Regions from separate parts of the Homo sapiens genome. Here region 1 is linked to region 2. Evidence: chromatin loops called from intact Hi-C (ENCODE). Cell type or tissue: GM12878. All regions are shown on one strand. Each heading gives the region's core, and the rest is flanking DNA. Links, peaks and the distances in the headings are about the cores only. Region 1 overlaps LOC102724883 (a long non-coding RNA gene). Region 2 overlaps MGMT (O-6-methylguanine-DNA methyltransferase).

Evidence for each region. Hi-C counts contacts between places; a loop is a spot of excess contacts. Peaks named below come from ENCODE experiments on the same cell type or tissue, not always from the same donor. Only the 100,000 strongest peaks of a DNase experiment are listed, where the experiment ranks them.
Region 1: a loop joins it to region 2, with 6 times the contacts of the local background. A loop is called at or near these places in 1 of 110 quality-filtered maps.

The regions. Positions count from the first base shown.
Region 1 is chr10:130,125,830-130,130,218 of GRCh38, reverse strand. It overlaps LOC102724883 (a long non-coding RNA gene), which reads right to left. Exons shown (of 3, transcript NR_188169.1): 3 at 2,869-3,965. It overlaps LOC105378561 (a long non-coding RNA gene), which reads left to right. Exons shown (of 6, transcript XR_001747659.2): 3 at 1-1,903; 4 at 2,438-2,632. Among named protein-coding and RNA genes, the nearest start is that of GLRX3, 8.4 kb to the left of the region's middle. RefSeq lists an enhancer at 3,382-3,551. In GM12878, for the core only: a CTCF peak has its summit at 2,246; a DNase peak (open chromatin) is centred at 2,288.
Region 2 is chr10:129,599,703-129,604,091 of GRCh38, reverse strand. All of the region lies in intron 2 of MGMT (O-6-methylguanine-DNA methyltransferase), which reads right to left. Among named protein-coding and RNA genes, the nearest start is that of MGMT, 130 kb to the right of the region's middle. RefSeq lists enhancers at 77-1,408, 756-1,955, 2,172-2,231. In GM12878, for the core only: no CTCF peak of the experiment used is centred there; a DNase peak (open chromatin) is centred at 2,171; H3K27ac peaks cover 1,439 bases.

The DNA.
Region 1 (4,389 bases), core at 131-4,130, 530 kb before region 2:
CTTCTCCCTCAGCCTCCCAAGCAGCTGGGACTACAGGCGTGTGCCACCACACCTGCATTTAGCCATTTAGCCAAGTTCTATTCCGTCTTGGTGGTGGTGGTGGGGTTCCCATAGCCTGAAGAATAAGGGCCTGGGGCTCTGGGCCTGGGGACTGAAGCTTAGGCCTTGGAGACCTGAAGCTCCAGTGGAAGATGCTTTCCTGGACTTTCCTGGCAGCAAAAAAAACTTCACCTCTTGCCTATGAATTGCCTGTATTTTAAAGGGTGTGTGTGTGTGTGTGTGTGTGTGAGAGAGAGAGAGAGAGAGAGAGAGAAATTGAGGTGTAATTATTTTGCTGGGTGATGACAACAAACATTTACTGCTCCTAAACAGGCAAGGAAATGATTTAGCCATGAACTTTTCATGATGCCTCATTCCCTCCTGTGGTCCCGTGGTCCTCAGGCTGCGCAGTGGGAGAAGGGGGGGTGGGGGGCCACAAATAACCCACGTGGAAAGGAATGTGGGGTCAGCCTCAGGAAAACTGGGAGGGGAGGTCCCACCTGGTGGGGGTCTTTGTAAACCCTACCAAGGGAAGCCCAGAAACACAAAGAGGTGCAGGGAGAGAAAGAAGGAGGAGGTGTTTTAAAGAGTAAAGCCTGGCATTAGAAAGTGTTATTCGAGTAAAATGGCCAACGTTTCCTTTCTTTTAAGAGCGACTCTTAAATTCCAATTACTCCGCCCCCAAAGACCAGTTGAGAATAACCCCAACTGGAGGGAATTAATTTCCTTAGGAATTTCACTCTTACAAGATTAATGGAGCCCCCCTGCAGAGAAACGGTAAAACTGTAAGTACAGTAGATTTGCACCTGAAGGATACATATTTTAATTTCTGTTCTCAAGCTGCGATAACATCTTCTCCAGCTACTATAAAAAGCATAAATGAGCACCCGCACGTCTGCTGAGAACTTGCAACCCCAGGCTCCCCGGGAGCAGCCCCGCGCCGACCCTCCACGTTGCTCGCCTGGGTGCGGCGTGGGCGCGGGGATGGGAAGGCGCGGGGATGGGAAGGCCCAGGGCAAACAGCCTCCCCGCGAGCCGGGTCGACCCAGCCCAGAGCAGAACCCCTGGACCAGATTATCTTAAGTCGACCCCTACCCCGCCCCCAGCCCTGTCACCCACCGTGGCACCGCCCTCCCGCGGGGACAATTGGCCTGGACCAAGAATGGGGAGCCTGAACAGTGGCCGGTCTCCCACCCGCTCCTCCGGAGCCTGCAGGGGGGTTCAGCCTCTGTCCAGCAGACTTCCTGGCCCCAAGAACGGGCCTTGGGAAGGGGCTCCCCTGACTCCAAGTTGACAGCAGCCCGTCCCTTCTCCTTAGCCCAAGCCACTCTGGCAATGGGGACCTGCCTCCCTCACGCTAACCAAGGACCGGTCTGGGATGGGGAGTTGGAGATGGGCTGTGAGGACTCTTCTCTCAGCCCTTAAGAGTCCAGAACTTATCTGGGAACACATCAGCCAATTTTCTGTTCCCTTTCTTGCCAGGAACTGCTTTTATTGGAAGAAGTCTATGTATATGCATGCCATAAAGGTTGTTTATGCTGTCATAGCTAGATTTTTATTGGTTGTATTTTTGCTGCACTTGCTTGAAAAATAATTATTTTCAAAGAAAAGAAGAATTACATATCCAGTAAACTAAATAAGACTCACTGTTTATTAGAGACCTCTGACAGCTCCTCAAACACGAAAAAAGATTTCCAAGTAGTGGATGGACAATTTATGTGTAAGTTTATTTGTAAAACAGATTTCAAAACATACTTCATCTTGACTCTGCCAATAAAAATACATTCCATTTCTTTTCAGAAGTATGTCTTATCTGATGGCTTCACAGTAATCTGGTTTCCCCTAAGAAGCTAAGACTATCTGGGTAAGTGTGTACCCAGTAGCCTAACCTAGCTTTGGGTTGAGTTGTGGGGCTGCTATACAGAGGGGAAAAGTGATTACGTCCCACAAGAAGTTCTCTAGAAGAAATGTATTTATAAGAAATGTAGTTCATAAATCCCAACCCAGCTATTGCAATCTCTAAAAACTAGTTAAAACAATTTTCAAACATGTTTGTAATTGTTTGTTTACAATTTATCGGGGGGGAAGAAAAACTCACCCTGGAATGCCTGCCCATTTTCCATTCCCTACATAGATTCTAATCTCCCACCTAGGATGAGCCAGGGACTTGGGCGCGAATTGTAGTGCCAGATTCCAGGCTGTAGGTGGCATAAGTGCCTCTTCAGGCTGGAGAAACAGCAGCCTTTGTTGAGTGGCTTTATTCAACCTGAGAAACCACAGCTGAGAATTCACACAAACCGATGCTGTATTTGTGGAGGCTCCACCGACTCACCCAAAACACGTGCTTTTCCCCTGACCTGCAAACTTTTAACACCTTCTTCTCTTCCCGTTTCACTAGGCTATTTGAGATCCTGCAAGATTTATCAAGACTGTACTAGCCATATGAAAGCATGTTAACACAGGGAGGGAGAGAGGAAAAGCCCTCCACATGTTATGACTGGCATACATGCTTCCAAAGCATCGTTACTAACCGAAGGCCCAGTTCCTGAGGCGATCACCCCAGACACACTGAATGCAATTTGTTGGTCACTGAGTGGGTATACCTAATCACCACAGATGTTTACATGCAGCTGCATTTTCTCTCCGTTTGAGTCACAATGTTTTATATGTAAATAGTATTGTGTGCATGTGTGTGCATATGTGTATTTATCCTCCAAGTCCAGATGGAGTTAATTTTCTGCTGTTATTTGTAGTTCATGTTTCATATCTAAGAAACTAAGGACCCAGATGAGCTTTCCTTGGTGTCACAAACTTTTTTTTTTTTTTTTTAATAGAGATGAGGTCTCACTATATTGCCCAGGCTGGTCTCCAACTCCTGAGCTCAAGTGATCTTCCTGCCTTAGCCTCTCCAAGTGCTGGGATTACAGATGTGAGCCACTGCACCTGGCCAACAAACTTCTGATTCTTATAGAATCAGATGTAATTCCTTAGAGACCTGAGAAGTTCTATACTCAGGTTCTTTCGTGCCGTCTGACTCCAAGAGCTCTTGCCTGAAGGAGGTCCCTTCCAGGACACTGAGTCCCAACCCACACCACCTCCTTGGAGGGCGTGTGCCCTCTCTTCCGCTGACCTTGACATTCTTGCACAGGCTGCTTGTGCACAGAGGCATCACCTCCCAGAGGGGACCTCTGGAGTGGCCCCAGGTACCAGGTACAGTCAGCCGCTTCTACCTGTGGAAGGCGATCAGGGTAGAAAGCTCTGGGAAGCACTAAAAATACACACAACCCTTACAAACACAACTCGGTGATACATGCTAATAGTTCTGGACTCCAAACTGGGGCCAAAGCACAGACTCCACAGCTAGTTCTAGCATGTAGCAGATGTCACCCAACCTGGAAAGCTACTTGGTTGAAACTTAGTTAAATCCGTGGCCACAGCAGTTTTATACTTGACCTGAGTCCTCCAATGTCTGCCACACCTGCAGTGGCTTCCTTCCCATTCTCTCTCTCCTCTAAAATACAAGAGGCATTTCCCCCCAGTGCAGGAAGATGGAACAGACTATTTTGGTTAATCATCTACATTTGTGTTCTTGAGTTTCTTCTGGAGTTGTCCAGCCTGGGGCTGCATGCACATTGGCCCACCACAAATGCCTCCCTCTGCGGAGAGTGAGGTGGGCCGGTCGGGGCAGAACGCCTGCTTCTCAATGCACCCCTTGCTCACTCAGCTCTGGGAGCCCCCCTGCCAGCGTGCCCGAGAGCTACTCTAAATGAAGTTCGAGCTCCATTTCAGGAAGGTGGTGAGACAATAAAATAACCCAGGATGACGTGAACAGTTTTGCATTTGCTTCAAACTCTGAAAGGATTCATGGTTCCCACGGCCTCCAGACTGGATGGACCACTTTGGGTTTCAATGGCAGGATGATTTTTCTGTAAAACAATGGCTGGCTTTAAATTTCTTCTTCTAGAACAAACCAAAAAAGAAAAGAAAAAACAAACCACTAATTCTTAAGGATGCATAGGCCCCAGTTGCCTGATGGTATGTAGAAAGAAAGAAAGAAATACAGCGGTAATGTTCTGGTGAGGGAGCTAGTTTCCTAGGAGTCAAGTAGAAGTTTGCTGTTGACTCCATGATTAGCCTACGTCTGAGGTTGTATCTATTACTTGCCCATCATATGAAATATGCTTTAATCAAAAGAAACATCTTATTGAAACACTCCATGCCAACATTACCTTCAGACTTTGCCACCATAACATATACGTTCTTTTTCCAGTTTGCCGCTGGTTGAAATGACTAAGTGGAAACGGGAGATGCAGGAAGAAAGTCACCCTCCTATGATGAGAGACGGATGTG
Region 2 (4,389 bases), core at 81-4,080:
GCTTGGGGTAGAAAACAAATATCAAGCTACAAATGTATAGCACTGACTTTTGAAAAATCTGACCTCTGGCACCCGCAGACACACGCACACATCAAATCTTCTAAGAGGGCACCAGGCACTCCTACCCAGGCCTCCAGCCCTCCACTGCTCAGGAGGTAACAAAGGTGAGAACCTGCAAGAGGGCACAGGGTTAATATCTTCAATCTAGGAGTCTGAACAGCACCTCTGCAAACTACAGAGTAATCTTACTTTCAAATTACATAAAAATAACTGATTATTTTCAATACAGCCCTTAAATAAAAGAAAGTTTTATTCTTCACAGTGTAAGTGCTGGTATTTTTTGTGCCCGACAAGCTGCCCATACAAGAAGCAGTGTGCCTAATATTCTTGCCAACAAAGGCATTTGAAATTAGCAATTGCTTTTAGAAACTTTAATTACAATTTTAAAATGCTATTTCTGCTCTATAATAGATTCCAATTGTTTCAGTATTATCTGGCTTGCAAATAAAATCTACAGTAGATGACAATATTCCCAGGATTAATCACTCTTGAAATTCTAATATGCTCTTGAAATACCAAATAAAAAAGACAGCAATGTTGTTGATGTACTGAAAGCTTCTTGCTTTTTGCAGTTTGCTATTATTATGCATATCCAGGTAGAAAGTTAATTAACCCAAAGCTTAAGCTAATTATGATAGCAGAATGCTATCAACCCAACGCGCTCAGTCAGACAGCTGCCCGGAATCTCACTTGCTAATCATCTGTCTTTGGGCTGAGCATATGGTACATTTTCATGCTATCAGAGAAACAACAAACAGCTGAAAATCATTAACTAAAAACAATGTGCATAAAATCAGAAGCAGTTTTTTATACAGCTTTGTGTCAGACAAAAAGCCAGATCCTTGCCCTATAAAAATTAACGATTATTTTGGTTCTTGTCACTTAAAAATTTTAGCTGATAGTGCAATAAATATGTGACAAGAATTTTAGTCGCATCAATTACTTGTTTATATGAGTTTGCAAAAATATTCTAAATTTATAACAAGGGCATTATAATAAATTTTGGGAGAGACTGTGACATAGGTTCGTATAGTTGCCTGAAGATTTAAAATTAGCTGCTAAGAATGACCTCTTTGTTTGCTTTGTGTGGAACCTCGGTATCCACATGCTAATATCTTAAAGATGACTTTTTTTTAATTGCCAGGTAAAATGTATGAAATATACTTGCAGACATTCCCGAAGCAGTATGTGACATTTCTGAGGCCATCCAGAAATCTGTGTAGACACCAGAAAGCTACATCGATCATGGTAAAAAGTTCACCTCAATGTTGAGCTGGAAAGGAAGGAGGGGGAGGGAGGGTGGCAGCCCCCAGGTAATGCCGGGAGCACTCAGGTATTACCCAGGCACGTGGGGCGCACTCACCATTCCTTTTCAGATTTGCCTCCCATGTATCTTGTGCTTCACAAGTCCTAGTTACCTGAAGCCGAAAGGACAGCAGGAAATCCTACGACACACGGCCCATCTGTTTTGCTTTGTGTGGCTCTCAACCCTTTGGATTGTGACACAGATTTGTAAGTTCACAAGGCACAGTACAAGCAACTTCCCAAACAAATTTTAACTTCATTTTGGTGAATCCGCTCTCACAAGAGGAGCACACCAATTATCTTTAAGCGCATCTCTGAGTCTTTCTAAACCTCCTGGGCTCTAGGCTCAGGTACTTATATTAATTTTAAGCTCACGTACCCAGAGGTCTCAAATGCCAACCTCGCTTGGAGATTTCAGGAAGCGCGTTCCTTTTCAACATGCCTGACTAGTAAAGTGACACTCACAACATTTTCTTGAAATCACTATTACTATTAAAATTTTGTACTTTAAAAAAAAAGCAATAAAAATGAAGATTTTAAATGTATATGATTCTGTATCACACTTGCTAACATAAAAATGAAAATATTTCTCCCCTAAAGACCAGGTCATTTGATCAAAAGGAAAACTAGTTCCATAAACTGTAAAAATAAACTTTTTTTCCTTCTTGGGGAAAGCTGAGATTTAACTTTTCGCATGATGTGACATCTGCAACTGTCGCCAGTCAAAGGCTCAGCAGAGCCTGATTAATTGTTAGTCTAGGGGGATTTTTGTTGGTCACGGACCAATGAACTACGGGGAATTTCCATGGCTGTAATGTACCACGGCGACAAAACTCACTCTATTTGTATTGCAGTGGCCACTGGAACACCAAGCACTCTACTACCACATCCTTACGTTGCTGCGAAGTGTCAAGAAGCCCTGCACGCCCACCAGCACTTCTTGCAAAGACCAAGTGTGATGTGGGAAGATACTTCCCTGACGGTCTCCCCAAGGACTTTGGTTATTTATTTTGGACCAAATTAAAGTGACTTAGAAGGGACATATGTCTTCTTCCCTACTCCACAGTAATGGAACCCACTAGCTCCCATGGTTGGATTTCTGCCACTGCTGGGGAGGCCTGAATCGATCTCGAGGTGGTGCTAGGATGAGGACTTAGACAAAGTCCCCAGGTGAGGGGCAGGATCCAGGAAGCCAGAAGCCCCTGCAGTGTTTCCCTTACTCATCTCCACACTGCCAGGAAGGCTGGACACCCTCCTTCCAAGAGCAGTGAGCCACCCAAGGTCTGCCCCATGGCTTAGAACCCCTTAAGCCAAAGGAGAATGAAGTGGCCAAACCATCAGGAAACTCTGATTAAACAGAAGACATAAAGAAACCCCACCCAGTTGCTGTTCAACTTTTGTTGCTGTTCCCAGTGCACACACAAGCCCTGGAAGAGAAACAGTATTTGATATGGACCAAGTTTGTATACTACTGTTTGCAAACTGAAAAGGACCTCTGCTTGCTACTCCACTGGGAAGACTGAAGCCAAACCTATTACTTTAGTCATAAAGGTTTAATCATTTGCGGTTCAAATGTTGACGCCTCTTCCCAATGCGTTGAATTTTTCACATCTAAGTTTTTGAGCTAAAAAAAAAAAAAATGCTTTCAGATGAAAAATGCCACCAAGAAGGAAAGGCATATGGAGGCTACTTAAATCTGGTCCTTAAAATCTTTCCCTTCTCTTCCCAAAGGCTACATACTCAACTCTGATATTGATATTAATATTAATTTGTCATTAATACTAATGTTTCACTAACCAACTAGGAGTATTTTGAAATATCCAATTTCTCTGGATAGCTAAACCTGAGGTTCCACTATGAAAAATGTTTTCTAATTACTGCTTGCCAGTAAGCCATCAGACAATGCAGCCAGGTTTCCCATTAATTCAGGAACTTCATACTTGTATGGAAAACTGGCCACATCTGAGTTGGCCACCTCGGCAGGTCATAGCCAATTCCTGCTCTTAGGATACCCACGCAGGCCATTTTGCGGGCAGCCTATGGGGGTGCTAAGAGGCAATACGGATGTTTACCTCACTTGATTAATTTAATTTTCAAACAAGTAATCCAATGAAAGTAATGGGTGTTGCTCTTGCTAGCTCAATGAGCAAAGAAATAGGCTCACCAGCTACCTGCCAACCTCCCTCTCTTAAGAAATGGCTCCACAGTCGGCATGTCTGCCCAGTCCAAATCACAATGTGTATTTTTTAATTGTTTTCTGGGTCTATTAATGAGAATGGGTGACTGCTGAATGCATTCCCCAAACATTCTCCTATAAAGATGTGATTTTAACCTGTTGCCTCTAGCTCTACCTACTAGAGAATCTCTTGGTTTATTTTCCACAGTCTCCTTCCCATGTGGCTCGGAGACAAAGGAAATTCAGGTGGGTTTGTAGGGACTAAGGTGAGAGCTACCCCTAACCACGAACTAACTCAAGGGACCATCCCAGGAAAATAATTTTGTGCGAGATGGCAGCCATGGATGGGCGGACGCAGAGATGGGTCGCTCAGAGAAGCCGCAGCCAGCAGTGGATGTAAGGCTGTATCCCTGGAGATACTACTGACTTAGACAGAAGTTAGACTCCCTGCACCACACAGACTTAGGTCCCAGGCTGTGCCACAGGTTTCAAATTTGTTCATTATCCTTCAAAAAGAAATGACCCGTCAAATTGCTAGCAGACATCTACCTACCTACCTACCTACCTACCTACCTACTTACCTATAGGTAACAACAGGCATCTAGAAAGACCAATGTACATTAGTGTGCAAACGTTGCAGGGATATGCACAGTTAATATGACACTTGATCCGCATCAGATGGGCAACAATTAAGTTGCTCTGTCACTCTATCTCCCTGGTGAAGAAAGGATGGTAAAATGGGAATGGTCTGAGTTTTCATGACAAACAGTATAGAAACAACCTATTCAAAGAGAAAGATATGCACACCCTGTGTAAACATTCAGTTATAGAACTCCCTCCCACAGACT